2 separate regions of the Homo sapiens genome follow, and region 1 is linked to region 2. The links are chromatin loops, found by intact Hi-C in ENCODE. Cell type or tissue: endothelial cell of umbilical vein. All regions are shown on one strand. Links, peaks and the distances in the headings refer to the core of each region. The heading gives the core; the rest is flanking DNA. Region 1 holds the start of LOC124900855. Region 2 holds the start of MMRN1 (multimerin 1).

Evidence for each region. Peaks named below come from ENCODE experiments on the same cell type or tissue, not always from the same donor. Only the 100,000 strongest peaks of a DNase experiment are listed, where the experiment ranks them.
Region 1: it touches region 2 in a loop (5-fold over the local background); 4 of 110 quality-filtered maps call a loop at or near these places.

What each region holds. Positions count from the first base shown.
Region 1 is chr4:89,545,340-89,554,363 of GRCh38, forward strand. LOC124900855 reads right to left here and starts at 5,985. Exons shown (of 5, transcript XR_007058464.1): 1 at 5,721-5,985; 2 at 1-248. LOC105377329 (a long non-coding RNA gene) reads left to right here and starts at 6,051. Exons shown (of 4, transcript XR_007058469.1): 1 at 6,051-6,231. In endothelial cell of umbilical vein, for the core only: no CTCF peak of the experiment used is centred there; a DNase peak (open chromatin) is centred at 4,732; H3K27ac peaks cover 1,183 bases.
Region 2 is chr4:89,894,611-89,903,634 of GRCh38, forward strand. It overlaps MMRN1 (multimerin 1), which reads left to right and starts at 244. Exons shown (of 8, transcript NM_007351.3): 1 at 244-984. The coding sequence starts at 362. RefSeq lists a silencer at 3,695-3,895. In endothelial cell of umbilical vein, for the core only: a CTCF peak has its summit at 7,402 (motif pointing left); DNase peaks (open chromatin) are centred at 3,471, 3,961, 4,781, 7,401 and 2 weaker places; H3K4me3 peaks cover 6,677 bases; H3K27ac peaks cover 6,820 bases.

The sequences.
Region 1 (9,024 bases), core at 381-8,380, 350 kb before region 2:
TTCCAAAATGCCAGTGACTCAAACTTTTGGTCTGTTGATGCTGTCTCATAATTCCTGTAAGCTTTCTTCATTTTTAAAAATGGTTTTCTTTTTCCTCTTCTCACTGTATATTTTCAAATAACTCATCTTCAATTTTGCAGATTCTTTCTTTTGCTTGACTAATTCTGCTGCTGATAGTCTCTGTTTCACTTTTCACTTTGTTCATTGTATTTTTCAGCTCCAGAACCTTATATATACTATGTTTTTTTCTGTGCATACATACATATGATAAAAGTTAATTTATAAGTTAGGCACAATAAGAGATGAACAAAAATATAATAAAATAGAACAATTTTAACAATATATTATAATAAAAGTTATATGAATGTCGTCTCTTTCTCTCTCTCAAAATATCTCAATATTTTCATACCTATATTGACCATGGCAAACTGAAACTTGAATAAGGCCTGATTACTATACTTGGAAATTTACAAATATGCTTCTGAACAAACAATGAGTTAAGAAGAAATTAAAAGTATCTTGAGACAAATAAATATAGATAAATAACATATCAAAACTTACGGGATGTAACAAAAGCAATTCTAAGATTAGAAGTTTATAGCAGTGAACACCTAAGGCAAAAAAGAAGAAAGACCTCAAAAAAAAAAAAAAAAAGGAACTCGAAGAATAAGGATAAGCTAAGCTGAAAGTTAGTAGATGGAAGGGAATAATTATCAGAGCAGAAATAACTGAAATAGAGCATAAAAGAATAGGAAGGATTAATGAAACTAAGAGTTGGTTTTTTGAAAAGAGAAATAAAATTGACAAAACTTTAGCAAACTAAATTAAAGAAGAGAGAAGACAAATATCAGAAATGAAAGAAAGACATTACAGCTGATACCACACAAATGCAAAGAATCATAACAGACTACTATGAATAATTATATACCAACATATTGGATAACTTAGAAGAAATGGATAAATTCTTAGACACATACAACCTACCAAGACTAAATCATGAAGACCTAGAAAACCTGAACAAAACAATAATAAATAAGGAGATTGAATTACTATTAAAAAGTCTCTAATAAAAGAAAAGTGTAGGACCTGGTGGCTTTACCACTGATTTTTTTTTTAAGTGAAAGCAAGTTTATTAGGAACGTAAAGGAATAAAGAATGACTACTCCATAAGCAGAGCAGCCTTTACCACTGAATTCTATCAAACATTTAAAGAAAAACTAATACCAATCCTACTGAAACTCTTTCCCAAAAATGGAGAAAACAGAATACTTCCAAACTCATTTTATGAGACCAGCATTACCCTGATACCAAAGCCAGACAAGGAAATGAAATTTCAGGCCAATATTCCTGAAGAACATCGATGCAAAAATTCTCAACGAATACTAGCAACCCAAATTCAATAGCACATTAAAAGAATAATTTACTGTGATCAAATGGAATTCATCACAGGGATATAAGAATGGTTCAACATTTGCATATCTATAAATGTGACTCACCACATTAGCAGAATGAAGGACTGAACCATGTGATCATCTCAATAGATGCAGAGAAAGCATTTGACAAAATTCAACATCCTTTCATAAGAAAAAATTCTCAACAAATTAGGTATAAAAGGAATGTATCTCAACACAACAAAGGTCATATTTGACAAACCCACAGGTCAATATCACACTGGTGAAAAGTTGAAAGCTTTTTCTCTAAGATCAGAAGAAAGAAAATGATGCCCACTCATCGCCCTTTCTATTGAACATAGTACTGGATGTCCGAGTCAGAGCAATTAGCCAAGAGAAAGAAATGAAGCATATCTAATTGGAAAGAAAGAAGATATTTTGTCCTTGTTTGCAGACAACATTATTTTATATATATGCGACCTTAAAGACCCTACCAAAAAAAACTGTTAAAACTAATACACAAGCTCAGTAAAGGGATTTGCAGGATACAAAATCAACATATGAAAATCAGTTGCATTTCTACACATTAACAACAAACAATCTGAAAAAAGAAATCAAGACAACAATTTCATTTACAATAGCTCCAAAAACTTTAGAAATAAATTTAACCAAGGAGATGAAAGTCCTGTATACTGAAAACTATAAAATATTGATGAAAGAAATTGAAAAAATCACAAACAAATGGAAAGATAATTCCATTTTGTTAATGGATTAGAAGAATTAATATTGTCAAACTGTTCATACTACGCAATGCAAGCTACAGATTCAATACAATCTCTATCAAAATTCCAGTAACATTTTTCACAGAAATAGAAAAACAATTCTAAAATTCATATGGAACTACAAATCACCCTGAATAGCCAAAGCAATCTTTAGCAAAAACAACAAAGCTGGAGACATCACACTACCTGACCTCAAAATACTGTACAAAGCTATTGTAATGAAAACAGCATAGAACTGGCATAAAAATACATACATACAACAGTGGAACAGAATAGAGTCCAGAAATCCACACATTTACAGTCAACTGGTTTTTGACAAAGGTGCCAAGAACACACAATGGGGAAAGGACAGTCTCTTCAATAAGTAGTATTAGGGCAACTAGACATCCATATGCAGAAGAATGAAATTATACCCTTGTCTCATATGATATACAAAAGTCAACCCAAAATGGATTAAAGACATAAACATAAGATCTGAAAATGCAAGACTACCAGAAGAAAACATAGGGAAAAACTCCATTACATTAGTCTCGCCAATGAGTTTTTGGATTTGACCCCAAAAGTGCAGGCAACAAAAGCACAAATAAACAAAAGAGATTGTATCAAACTAAAGGCTTTTGCACAGCAAAAGAAACAGCAGAGTGAACAGACAACCTATGGAATGAGGAAGTATTTGCAAACCAGACATCTCACAAAGGATTAATATCCAAAATGTAAAAAATTCAAACAACTCAATATCAAGAAAACAAATAACCCAATTAAAAGAGGGACACAGAACTTGAATAGAGATTTCTCAAAAGGAGACACACAGGCTGGGCGCAGTGTCTCACGCCTGTAATCCCAGCACTTTGGGAGACCGGGGAGGGTGGATCACGGGGTCAGGAGTTCGAGACCAGCCTGACCAACATGGTGAAACCCCGTCTCTACTAAAAATACAAAAATTATCTGGGTGTAGTGGCACGCGCCTGTAATCCCAGCTACTTAGGAGGCTGAGGCAGGAGAATCGCTTGAATCTGGGAGGCAGAGATTGCAGTGAGCCGAGATCACACCACTGCATTCCAGAGACATACAAAGGAGACATACAAATGGCCAATATGTATAGGAAAAATGCTCAATATCACTAATCATCGGGGAAATGCAGATTCAAACCAGAATGAGATATCACCTCACACTTCTTATAATGGCATTTATCAAAAATCATGAAAGATAACAAGTGTTCGTGAGGATTTAGAGAAAAGGGAACTCCTGTACTCTGTTGGCGGGAATGTACTAACTTAGACTACTTACATGTACTTATATGTGAGTTAGTACATTCCCCCCAACAGTGTACAGGTGTTATGGAAAACATTATGGACATTCCTCAAAAAATTTAAAATGAAACTACAATATCATCCAGCATTCCCACTACTGAGTATATATCCAAAAGAAATGAAATTGGTATGTCAAAAAGATACCTGTAGTCCCATGTTCATTGAAGCACTATTTACAATAGCCAAGAGGTGGAAACAACCTAAGTGTCCATCAGCAGCTGAACAGATAAAATGTCATGTACATGCATAACTGAATACTATTCAGCCTTAAAAGAAAAGGAAATCTTGTCATTTGCAACAATATGGATGAACCAGAGGACATCATATTAGGTGAAATAAGCCAGACACGGAAAGACAAATAACTATATGATCTCACTTACATATGGAATCTAAAAAAGTTGAACTCATACAAGTAGAAAGTAGAATGATGGTTACCAGTGGCTGGAAAGGGTGGGGAGTTAGGGAAATGTTGCCAAAGGATCCAAAATTTCAATTAGGAAGAATAAGTTCAAGAGTCCTATTTTTACAACATGGTTAACTACAGTTAATGACAATGCATTGTATTCTTGAAAAGTCACCGAGAGAGTAGATTTAATTATTCTTATTACCAAAAAAGGTATATGATATAATGCGTATGTTAAGTAGCTTTATTAACCATTCCATAATGTAAATGTATTTCGAATCATGTTGTATATAATAAATATATACATTTTTGTCTTTTATTTTTTTGAGACAGGGTCTCACTCTGTCACCCAGGCTGGAGTGCAGTGGCACGATCTCGGCTCACTGCAACTTCTGCCTCCCAGGTTCAAGCGATTCTCCCACCTTAGCCTCCCAAGTAGCTGGGACTACAGGTGTGCGCCACCACACCCTGATAATTTTTGTATTTTTAGGAGAGATGGGATTTCACTGTGTTGGCCAGGGTGGTCTGAAGCTCCTGACTTCAAGTGATCCATCTGCCTTGGCCTCCCAAAGTGCTGAGATCACAGGCATGAGCCATAATTAATTTAAATATATAAATCAATAAAACTGCTATATTTAGGGTCATTTAGCTGTTTATGGGATAATCACATTTTAACTTGAAAGAATCTCACTTTGGACAACAGAGTTTTACTTTGTGTCCGAAAGCTTTCTTTTTCCTTTCTCTTTTTGTTTCCTGCTTAAACTGGCAAATTGCACTATGTTTATAATTTACCCTGATGCCCTTTGCCCTTCATGTGATTCATTTCCATCTGGCATTCTTTTCTAATTTCTTTCTTGAGAGTTATGAATTATTTTCTAGCTGTTTCTAATAACTGCCTTTAAATGGACATAAGCCACTGCCTAGATGTGTACCTGCTTCTAATAAACAAGTGAGTCAGGGCTCATTGTGCAAATGAACACAGCAGCATCTGGCCCATCACACAAACATTCCATTTCTCTCACAGGTTCATTATTTCTCTTTTGTCCATATTTAGTTAGTAAAGCCATATATTCAAAATGTAATTTTGACTTTTTGTCTATAGTAACAAAATATAAGAATAGAACTTTGTACAAACTATGCAGTCTACAGAAGGTAAAAATATATATTTTGATAAAAGTTTCAAAACCAAAATAAGTCCATACAAGGTCTGAAATCAGAGTGCATATTTCCAATAATAAAATAGATTTTTAAAAAATTTATGGAAGCTTGTGTTAACTCCAAAATGGATAATTGAGGGATTGAATCTTAAGAGTGCTTTTTAAAAGTACTTGAAAGGGTGGAAAAGGATTCCCTAGGAATATTATATAATTTTCAAATATAAAAATATAAAATTTAATTTCAACATAGAAATAGAACAGCATCTCAACAAAAAGAAAACAAATCTTTATCAAATTCAGTAGAGGTGTATTGAATACACATTTTGCTGAATGCTGAAAATGTTAAAGTCGACAGTTGGTCAACATGGATGTCATGTTATAGAAACAACATGTAAAAACAAAAATCTGAACTGTTATTAAATAAAGTTTAATTGTTCAACTTTTGTTATAATTTTAGAAATTGCATTTTAAAACTTGACATTATAGCACAGAAACATTTTTTTCAGCATTAACACCTGATAGCTTGCTCCTATGGTAATTATATTATACATTAGTGAGACTATAAATAGGCATTCATTTTCCACTGAGGCTAGAGGAGGAGCAACTTCTTTGGTCTAGCTCCTGCAGCCTAGGGTACAGATGATGTAGCAATATAACCATTATTCAACTTTCCCTACCTCTGTAATTCTAACTGACTCAGTTCCCCTCTTCTTGAGCTCCTGAGCGGGATGGTGATGATAAAATGATGCCAATGATGCAGCCTCACAAACTCTCTGTCTACCTGGAAAAAGATGTTTTCTAAACATTCTTTCGGAATATTTTCAGAAACAGTCTTGTAATTTTGGCTCTTGCTGATATTTTTATATCTACTATTTTCACAGGCATTTGCTGCTCCACTCAATCACTTGGGAAAAATTGTCCTTACTTTGGACTAGAACTTTTGCAATAGAACAATATGCTTGGCTTTTAGAATGACAATATTGTTCCGGAATTTTTAGCTGGCACTCAGATTTCTGTCTGCCTCTCATTGGCAAACATGACATTTCAGCAATTTCTCTAAAGAGGAATGACTGGGGGGTATGTACAGCAGGCATCATGTAAGAAAAACTCACACCTCACGACATATTTGTTTGATTTATTCAGCAGACTTCAGCAAAGGAAAGATGTGAAAGCAACCCTTGATTGTTGGTATGTCTGAAGATATTGGTATTGTGGTGGTATTACCTGCAAAGTATGTAATAAGGCTTGCTTTTATTTGCTCAGTCTTTGGATGTGTATTAGCTTTCATTCTATCTTGGTTGAACATCTTATATAAGTGTAAGATAAGGTAGTTCAAAATATCTTGATAACATGTAGCCTATTTTTGATTAAAGTCCATTTTCATTGCAATTTTACATTTATGATGATTACCAATATTTTAAAGAAAGTATTCAGGTGTTAAAAAGATAATCAAAGATGGATAAGTGAACAAACATTTGATAAAGTAAAGTTGAATATAGATGGTAGAATCTAGGTGGTAGACACATGATACAAAGTTTTAAAAACCTTTCTTCTTTTGGAAATTTACATAATAAAATGTTAGTTAAAATAATAAATCTAAACAACATGCCTTACATTTATACGGTAAGTTAGGATCTCTGGGGAGAGAAACTGAGGTTTGCAAATAGGAGGTTCATAGGGAGTGCTCATATGCAATACTTGTGAGGGATGGGGAAAGCAGGATTAGGCACAGAGAAAAGTTAAACTGTGATGCAGTTGCAAAAGCAGCCTCAGCTGATCCTAAGGGGATCCAGAAGCTGAGATGACTATTTAGAATACCAGTTGAGTCAAGGGGCCAAGGCCTTTGCACCCCGACTTCAAGCAGTTATTGGATGTAATCTGCTCACAAGGGGGAGAATGTAATCTTGGGCAAGGCAGGTTCTTCAGTGAGGGCAACTTACAGAAAAAGACTCAGCAATGAGCCTCAGCACTCATCATTCCTGGCTGCAGGAAGAATGAGTGTCTCAATAATGTACCGCAGTGTCACAGCAACTTATTGATATTTTTAATGTGTTAAAATAACTAGGTAGAAAGGTTACCTACATGATCATGTATCCATTGATCACACATGAGTTCATAGATGCCAGAACTGAACATGTAGCATTTAACTATTCATCTAAAGCTGAAAGGTAACACCAGATTTTGCTAATACCCACGCTGAAACAAAAGTTTAGTACCACCTATACACAATGGCATTTGAAAGATCAATGTTTTTTCAGAAAGTCAAGCTGTAAATTATTTTGAAAAACAAAGCAAATCAGTACATGTTAAAATAACTTTAAGTGGCTTGAGTACTGCCAGTGCCTCTTATAGAAACACGTCTATGTTTACTGTGTAAATCTCTGTTATTTTTTCCACTTATAATTGAGTCACCTCCTTACACAGCTTGGGCCCAGGAGTTTGAGACCACCCTAGACAACATAGTGAAACCCCATCTCTACAAAAAATAAAAATAAAAATAAATTAGCCTGACATGGTGATGCACACCTGTAGTCCCAGTTACTCTGGAGGCAGAGGTGGGAAGATCTCTTAAGCCTGGGAGGTCGAGGCTGCAGTGAGCTGTGACTGCGCCACTGCATTCCAGCATGACTGACAGAGCGAGACTCTGTCTCAAAAAAATATATATACTATTAAATATATTTATTCAGTATGATAACTGCCATTTCTTTTATGCCCACTGTGAATCAGAAATTGATCTTATGCTTTAAATAGATTACATGTATTTTACCCAGGAAATCTGCAAGATTAAGTATTACTATTCGTTGAGACATATAAAAGAGCTCTATGATTTTTCGACTTCTTTTTTCATAATTAAAACACTCTTCGTTGTGAAGCATGAACGGAAGGTGAGAAACTTGGCCATCATTATTAGCTACATATTATATGTGTGGGTAGTGGTCATACCTCATAACTCATCATTATGGCAATTATGTTTGAACTATAGTGGTCACAAAGATGATTTATTTTTCTTTCTTTTTAAAAGAAACTTTTATTTCAGGCTCAGGGGTGCATGTGCAGGTTTGTTATATAGGTAAACTCACGTCATGGGGTTTTTTTGTACAGATTATTTCATCACCCAGGTACCAAGCCTAGTACACAATAGTTACTTTTTTTGATCCTTTCCCTCCTCCCACCCTCCAATCTCAAGTAGGCCTCAGTGTCTGTTGTTCCCCTCTTTATCTTCATGAGTTCTCATCATTTAACTCCCACTTATAAGTGAGAACATGTGGTGTTTGGTTTTCTGTTATGGAGTTAGTTTGCTAAGGATAATGGCCTCTAGCTCCATCCATGTTCCTGCAAAAGACATGATCTCATTCTTTTTATGGCAGCATAGTATTTCATGGTGTATATGTACTACATTTCCTTTATCCAGTCTGTTATTGATGGGCATTTAGGTTGATTCCACATCTTTGCTATTGTGAATGGTGCTACAATGAATATAAGCATGTATATGTCTTTATGGTAGAACAATTTATATTCTTTTAGGTATATATCCATTAATGGGATTGCTGGGTCAAATGGTAGTTCTGTTTTTAGCTCTTTGAGGAATCAACATACAGCTTTCCACAATGGAATTTACATGCCCACCAACAGTGTATAAGTGTTTTCTTTTCTCCATAACCTCTCCAGCATCTGTTATTTTTTTGACTCTTTAGTAATAGCCATTCAGATTAGTGTGAGATGGTATCTCATTGTGGTTTAGATTTGCATTTCTCTAATGATCAGTAATATTGAGCTTATTTTCATATGCTTCTTGGCTGCATGTATGTCTTCTTTTCAAAAGTATCTGTTTATGTCCTTTGCCCACTTTTTAATGGGTTTGTTTGTTTGTTTTTTCCTTGTAAGTGTGTTTAATTTTTTTACAGATGCTGTATATTAGACCTTTGACAGATGCAGAGTTAATAAATATTTTATCTCATTCTGTAGGTTGTCTGTTTACAC
Region 2 (9,024 bases), core at 515-8,514:
TTTGAAATCAGTGAAACGTGAAACCAGGGTGTGCTCAGGAAAAGAAAGTTACTTCATATTTTTTCATGGGTTTTCCTGATAATAATTGCCTGTGCTTTCCCATTTACCCTTAGCTTTGTCAGAGACCCTTCAGCACTTCCATAGAGCCATCCCACTAGAGGTCACAGATCACAAAAACCCTACAGAAACAGGAAACCGAACTTCCTGAGTACGCTACAAAACACAGAAACCTGTTTCCTCTACACATCTCAAACTGGCAAAACTCAGTCTTAGCAGATTCAGTGTGGAAGCAGCTATCAAAAAGGCCATAAGGATTTTGTCCCCAAATTTCACATGAGCTACCTTGCTTCAAACTACTGAGATGAAGGGGGCAAGATTATTTGTCCTTCTTTCTAGTTTATGGAGTGGGGGCATTGGGCTTAACAACAGTAAGCATTCTTGGACTATACCTGAGGATGGGAACTCTCAGAAGACTATGCCTTCTGCTTCAGTTCCTCCAAATAAAATACAAAGTTTGCAAATACTGCCAACCACTCGGGTCATGTCGGCGGAGATAGCTACAACTCCAGAGGCAAGAACTTCTGAAGACAGTCTTCTTAAATCAACACTGCCTCCCTCAGAAACAAGTGCACCTGCTGAGGGTGTGAGAAATCAAACTCTCACATCCACAGAGAAAGCAGAAGGAGTGGTCAAGTTACAGAATCTTACCCTCCCAACCAACGCTAGCATCAAGTTCAATCCTGGAGCAGAATCAGTGGTCCTTTCCAATTCTACACTGAAATTTCTTCAGAGCTTTGCCAGAAAGTCAAATGAACAAGCAACTTCTCTAAACACAGTTGGAGGCACTGGAGGCATTGGAGGCGTTGGAGGCACTGGAGGCGTGGGAAATCGAGCCCCACGGGAAACATACCTCAGCCGGGGTGACAGCAGTTCCAGCCAAAGAACTGACTACCAAAAATCAAATTTCGAAACAACTAGAGGAAAGTAAGAAATCTTCTTTTCTTTTTGTTCTTTCTCTGTCTATCAGGTCTAGAAGATTGCAAGTGAAATTTACCTCACTCCCAGAAAATTATTTCAAATTCAAGATGAAATTGGATCATATTTATAATTTCACCATTTCAGTTAGATAAAGTTATTGTTAATTTATCTAATAGGGAAAAATGAAGAAATAAAATGCAGCAATTTTGTTTTAACTGAAATAATCATTCACTTTTCTACTCACTTATAGAGGTAGTTTTACTTAGAATAGTCATTGCCAAGCAAACTAGCACCACGGTGGCTGTTAGTTTAATTCAAGGATATGTTGATTGTGTTCCCAACCATATTCACAATATGAAAGACAAAAATAAACAAATAAATAAAATTGGGGCTTGAACAGATGTGAAAATTGGAATAGCAGTATTATAAAAAGTAACAGTTGTCAAAGATCGAAACAAGCACACCAGGGGTGCAATCCTGGCTTCAGTATGGTCTAGTTCCATGATTTTGAGCAACTCAGTTGATGTCTGTGAACCTCAGTTTCTTCATATGGAAACTACAGATTTAATACAAGGAATGTCAATAAAAATAAAACTTTGCAGGGTTCTCGTTCAGATAAAAATGAATGAAAAGTGCTTAGATGCATGCTCCTCACAGAATAGGTGCTCAACAACTCAAATTTTGCTAGTACCATGATTATTTTGAGTTGTGTTGCCATCATGAATATGATGAATCAGAAAACTTATTTTTCAAATTAATTTTAATTTAAAGTTAGAGCAATTTGAGTGGTTGAAATAAAATAAAACAAATTTAAAGGAGTGTTGTTAAAGAGGGTTTTCAAAAGAAGTGATAGTCAAATCAAAATAAACAAAGAAAAAATATCTGGGTGGGTCAATATTTTATTCATTTAATGCTCAGAGTCATCTGTATGTTTGGAATACTAGAAGTTTAGTATTGCAAAACTAAACTTACAAATAGTTTTTACATGTAATAATACAAAGTCAAGACACCAGACATGTCTTGGGAGCAAAATGGGGTTAAATATCTTACTAATAATAAAATAAAATCCAAGTTAAAAATAGAAGTTGACACACCTGCTATGTGAAAGACATTTAGTTAAAGCTGTTGCTGATATAAAGGTGAGAAGAAGAGAGACACTGGTAAGAATTCTAGCCAATGAATTTACTTATTTCTGTATTATTTATTATTCAAGTCTATTTTTCACTATATTTCAAAAGTTATAGAATTTTTCGAAATATATAAGTAAATCTGATTGTAACTAAAAAAGTATTCACTTGGTGGACTTTGGAACAATCCCAGCTTACTGTAAAACAAATAGTACAGATTACAATATGTTCACTTTGGGACAAGTAGATTTGCCATTAAAAAAACATTTAACAGACATGCATTAATCTTTCTCACTTTGGGGGACAACAGGATTTTATCTATTAAATAATCAGAAATGTCATTTATTGACAGCTTTTTCTAAATCACTTGAATGCATCATTTCTGTTAATCATATTTTATTAGAGGCTGTAATTAAATTTTTAAAAACTAATTACAGTAAAACCCTTGGACATTCATGGGAAACGATTGTGAGCTTTTCAGAGATGCTATAGCTAAGAATTTTTTTTTTTTTGAGACGGAGTCTCGCTCTCTTGCCAGGCTGGAGTGCAGTGGCACAATCTCGGCTCACTGCAATCTTCGACTCCCAGGTTCAAGCGATTCTCTTGCCTCAGCCTTCTGAGTAGCTGGGACTACAGGTGGTGTGCCATCACACCCAGCTAATTTTTGTATTTTTAGTAGAGATGGGGTTTCACCATGTTGGCCAGGGTGGTCTTGATCTCTTGACCTCATGATCCACCCACCTCAGCCTCCCAAAGTGCTGGGATTACAGGCGTGAGCCACCGCACCCAGCCAGAATTTTTTAATAGAAAGGGAAATATAATAAACAGAAAAAAGAGACAATTCAAGTTAAAATAGCATTTAAATTTTACATACCATATAGAAAGTGGCATACAGTTGTGTCATAATTAGAACTAGTAACTAATAGTTTGATAAATACTAGTTTTTAAATAAATGCTAGTTGTGTTATCCAAGGTCCTTGCTTTCAAATGTTGGGAACAATTTGATGAATATTTATAATTTGCCCATCATGTGCTAGCACTGTGCTAGGCTTTGGGTTACACAGAATTTAAAAAAATAATAATAATTCCTCTGTCTAAGGAATATTCCCTATAAAAAGTAAACACTAACATACCTATCAGACTTCAAAAAATGTTAATATGTGCTATGAGAAAACAAGATACTAAAGGTATAACTTGCTGAACAGAACTTTATCCTCTGGATTTTCTAACAAAAATAATCTTAAACTCCTTCTATAGAAAAGTACTAACTGCATGTAGGGATTCTCTTATTTGAGGTCCTGGAGAGCCTGAGGTTTTCTTTTAGTAATCCTTTCCATTACCAAGATTCCTTACTCATTAGGCCATGCAAATGACAATGGCATTAGAGAAAAGCCTAGGTCCTTCACTTTTGGACACAGTGCTGCTGCAAACCCTTGATATGGTCAAAAGAAGTCCTTCGTACTTTCATTTGATTGGCAAATAATAATAATAATAGTAGCAAACACTTATATGGCATCTGTTACTAGTACTCTACTATTGTCAGTGAATATATTCACTCATTTAATCATTACTATAACTCCATAAAGAAGAGGAAGATTTTTATCATTATTTCTTTACAGAGGGATTAAGTAGCTTACCTAAGGTCACTTGGCTAACAAAGCTCAGGGCAAAGACTCAAATCCAAGCTGGCTGGCTTTAGAGTTGTAGCTCTCAGCTCCTACATTACACTCCCTTGGCAGGTACAGTCTCTTATCACAAGTGGGAAGATAAGCGTGACCAGTTCACTTCCCAGCTCGTGAGGCTTCACAGGCTATTGGTTGCCTCCAGAATACAATCTAGATTTGTTACCCAGTTAGTCACACGATGCCATCCTAGATCTGCCTCCTGCCTACCTCCCCAACCTCATCTTCCGCCACTTCCGGCTATTCAAATAAGTGGTTCTCTGGTACAATATGTGCTGTTTGTTAAACCCACCTTTCTTCCCTGTCTGCCCCTGTGACTAACAATGGGCCCTCTTTTGCCATCGTTCTCTCTTTTCACACCTAATAATAACTCCAGGAAGCCTTCTCAGGTGAAGTTAGGTGGCCTTTCTAATCGCTCCTACAGGTCTCTTTGAATTCCCCTGTTCACTGCACTTACGACACTACATAATAATCATAATGAATTTGTAGTATCTTTGCATATAGGGACTTATTTTCAGAGCTAGCAAAGTCTCTGGTTTATAGCAGGTACACAATCAATATTTAATCATACTGAATGTGAAATATGAGGATTAATATGTGAATATAAAGAAGAAAGCTTCCCAAATATTTGCATTTGTTTATGAAAAAAACCTGGTTGATTTAGAATAAACTCATATTTGTTCTTTTTTCTACCATTCTTGGAATTTTATAATAATTCTTAGTAAAAGGCGTATTTATGTTTATTACAGGTTCTTTTCTAGATTATTCAGGATTATTCTGGCATATTTTTGTTTCATCTTGTAGTTTTTCTTCTTTTTTTTTTTAGCCTTGCAGGAACTCCTGGCCAAAATAGACCTATGGTTTCCTGTCTGGCAGAGTGGGTGTTAGTCAATGACCAAGCACTTTGAAATAGGAAGGATGGAAATAAGAAATTAGGATTAGTGTATTTATATGTTGAACAAATATTTGCTGAACACCTTATCTGTCCCAAGCACTGTGCTTGTGCTGGGAGTAAAACAATGAACAAGAACTCCTACATGTCCTGCCTTATGGAACCAACAGCCCAGTGGCAGAGGTGAGAGGAGGAATAACAGTGAATCACAAATGCTGATTCTGAATGAAGCTTAAGAAATTGTAGTGTATAATGGGGGGAATGGCCTACCAATTGTGAATGGGGTCAGTAAACCTTGCCTGAGAGGATAATAGGTGAAATGAGGTAATGATACAATCTAACTGCCTACTTAGCTTTTCCCACAATTCCCAACCCCTGTACACATGTATCTTAATTTTTACCAAATCAGTGAATGGCTAGTTCCATAACTAGAAACCTTGGATAGATCTTTGGCATTTTTCTCTCCCTTCTGGTTTTTATCTAATCTATCAAAAAGTCTTGTTACACCTCTAATACATCCCAAATACCTCAACTTCTCTCCATCTTCTACTTGCCGTTATTCACCACTAGTGTTCTAATTGGTCCACTTCTTTCCACTCTTGTCTACCATAATCCATGATCCACAAAAGGGAGGGATCTTTTGAACATTTAAGTCAGATTAATGCATTTCACTGGATTAAGTCTTCATTATTGTAAGTGACACATTATTTTAGGTACTAATCAGAAGGAAAAGTATGACATCATACTTGCTTAATTTGAATTTTTAGATTTGTCTTTCAGACTTTGAGATTTTGGTCACATATCACTTTTGCAAACTTAAGAAGGAAATGTAAATGAAACTGGTAAAGTATTTCGAAGGCAATGGCAACAACTGCTATCTGACCACTAGTGACTGAAAAATGCCTTTGATTTCAAGACACATTCTTGATTTCAGAGATGTATGTCTTAAAATGTGTGAAATTTGGTCTTTCATTCATTGTCACACTCCAAGATCACTGCACTTCATTTCCTCCAGCCACACTGGCTTCCTTTCTGTTTATTGAACATGTCAAGTTAATATCTCAAAGGAAACTTTTTTTGCTCTTGCTGGAATGCTCTTTCTGCACCTTTTATAATGAAGGACTCCTCTTCCACTTGCACCTCCAGCTTTAATGTCACCTCTTCAAAGGGACCTTCTCTTACCACCCAATGTAAAGTTAACTATGCTCTCACTTGCCATTCCTTATTTTGTCACCTTTATTTTTTTCTTTGTAGGAATTATTTGAAATTATTCTACTTATATAGACAATGGTGTATTTTATGTCTTTCCGCAATACATCCCATGAAAACAGGGACCTTGCCTGTCTTATTACTACTCTATTTGCTGCCTAGAACAGTGCCAGGTGCATAGAAAGAGCTCAATAAAACTCTGTAAAATCATGGATTATTAGATGGGTTTGGCATCCAGAGGGGAGATCAAGGCTAGAGATATAAATTTGGCAAAGCATTGGTATATAGAAATGTATTAAGTCATGAATGTGGATGATACTGAAAGAAAGAAGGACCTTGAATTATGAACGGAGAATCTCTAATATTTGATGAACTGATAGTGGTGGATGCCAACAATACAGTCTTAAATGGGGTGACCAGAGAAGTTAGGAAGGAATCTATAAAAGTGTGGTGTCATAGAGCAAAGGAAGAAAATATTTTAAGAAGGAGGTAAGTGATCAACAGTGTGAAATGCTGCTGAAAAAGACAAAATGAGGACTGAAAAATAGCCACTATTTCAGTTTAGTGAGCACCATGCTCTGGCCTGAGAGAATTGAGGTATGAAGGAAGGCAAAAGAGAGCCATTAAAGCCAACTCAATTAAGGAGGGCTTTTATGAAAAAAAAAAAAAAAAAAGGAGAAAGTGGTCAGAAGCCAAGGCTAGTCCAGTTATTTATGTTTTGTGTTTGTTTCTTATAATATTTCATTTTAAATACAGAGGGCTCATACATATGTTAACATGTTAATGAGAAGGGTCAGAGGAAGGTAAAATTTGAATATGCAGAAAAAGAGGGATTTTTTTTCTGAGTTTAATGACAAATTAGAAAATTAGAAATTATTATTTCTGAGTTTAATGACAAATTAGAAAATTATTCTGAGTTTAATGACAAATTAGAAAATTACAAAAATTAACCATTAAATTCTGCTGTCATACTTTTTTTCTGCTCATTTTGTGTGAATTATGAATAGGTTTTAGAAGTGAATTATCTGATCAGCTAAATTCTTGTGTTGTTTTCAAAGTTATTATTAGGCCTAATAACATCCAAAATGGGTTATTCTTACATGCTGTTAAATTCTAAAGAGAAACCATTATACTAAAGGGTATTTTCTTATATCTTTGTGAAATAGATGTCTCTATTACATTACTGCCAGTGAAATAAACACTACATAAAGTATATTCTCTATCAACTTTTACCCATTAATCACATTCTTTATTTCATTACTTTGCTGTTTCTACTCTGTTACTATAAATATATATTGCATTTCATATGCTAGAATTTAATGAGTGCTTATATATTCCTAATAATTAAGTGGGAACTTTTTGTATTCGCACAACTTCTGCTTTTCTGAATATAAAACTATAATTTTAAATTTATTATTTGGGGGTAAATGCTAAGAGAGTCAGTTTACAGGAACTGGATTAAGCATAGAATTCTGCATCACGGCATCCGTTAGCCTGCCTTTGTGGTCTGCACGCTGGGAAAGCCTGACACCTACTGGAATAGAAACAGTTTACAACGCCCGGAATATGCTCAAGTCACAGTTTTGCAAGGAAGGGGGAAACAAAAAATAAAATTAGGTAAAAAAGAGTATGTTCAATTCCCACAGGAAGGGGAATATCACACTCTGGGGACTGTGGTGGGGTAGGGGGAGGGGGGAGGGATAGCATTGGGAGATATATCTAATGCTAGATGACAAGTTAGTGGGTGCAGCGCACCAGCATGGCACATGTATACATATGTAACTAACCTGCACAATGTGCACATGTACCCTAAAACTTAAAGTATAATAAAAAAAATAAATAAATAAGTTATAGAAGAGAAAAAAAACAAATTTATGGAAAAGGTTATATTAAAGGTTGACTTTAAGAATCATTACTTATAAAATATATATGTTATACATATTTAATTCGATGTACCACTTTAAAAATATACTACTTTTCACTTTAAAATTGGAAAATAGGTTGGATCCAAACAGCAAACTCTATGTACATCCTGTGATGGCCATACATTCGGCTCGTTCTCATAAAACTTTACACTGACAATATTGTGTATAGACAGTAATTTGTGGCTGTGAGGCACTCTACAGTCATCTATCATTGAAAACTCAATTACATTCACCACACTGTTCCCACTACAGAAAGCAAATAAAATTATGCCTGACAAAAATATTTTAATTGCAAAAGTTGGTACATAAAAAAGGGTTTCTTCTTAAAGTCTAAATTAACCATAAATCAAAGTATCTAAAATTCCCCATAATCTGAGCTTTGCATAATTGCTTTTCAAAAAATTATTTTAAATATCAATTTATTTATATGATTCTTTTACAAAACTGATATTTTTATCTCAGTTTGAATACTATATAAAATTTTGTAAAAGGATTAAGCATAGAAAGATACACTACAATAAAAGAACCACAAACATAAATTATTTTGTTGTTAGGAAATAAAACAATGATTTTCTTAAGGAAATAAATATTGAGATGAACTTGTCTTTTGGACTTTTAGCCAAAGCTAAATATCAAATGTCTAATGCTTTATTTAAATATAATTTACATATCAAGAATCTTTTCACTAAGTGTAAATTATTGCTTCCCATTTTTATTATCTTTTTTCATGTATATATTTCCCTTGAATTATTTTCTCATTTATGACTAGTGAACTACATGCAAATTATAGTCTTTCAAATTAATAATTTGATTAAAAACTTCTCTTTTTAGCTTGATTGGAAAAAATAAAGATTTCAATAAATAGATTCTATAACACTTTGGAAGTATTTATGTTCATGACTTCTTAAGACTGTAGAGACATTCTGAAAGTTTTTTTTTTTTTCCTGAGAGGCAAGCTTCATCTGAATTGAACATAAATGATGATGATGGTCTTCTGTATTGGCTTTATGGAAATTATTGACTTGAAACATACAAGCAATTATGGTTAAGATGAATTTATCAGGTCATTAAAGAAGCAAAACAGGAGCTGTGTTTCTTTGTATCTGAGGCAAAAAAATATTGAGGCCATATTATATATATCCTCTTCAAAAAAAATCCCGCTTAACTCTGAATCATTTAATTATTATAAGCAGTGATAGCAGCAAATATTT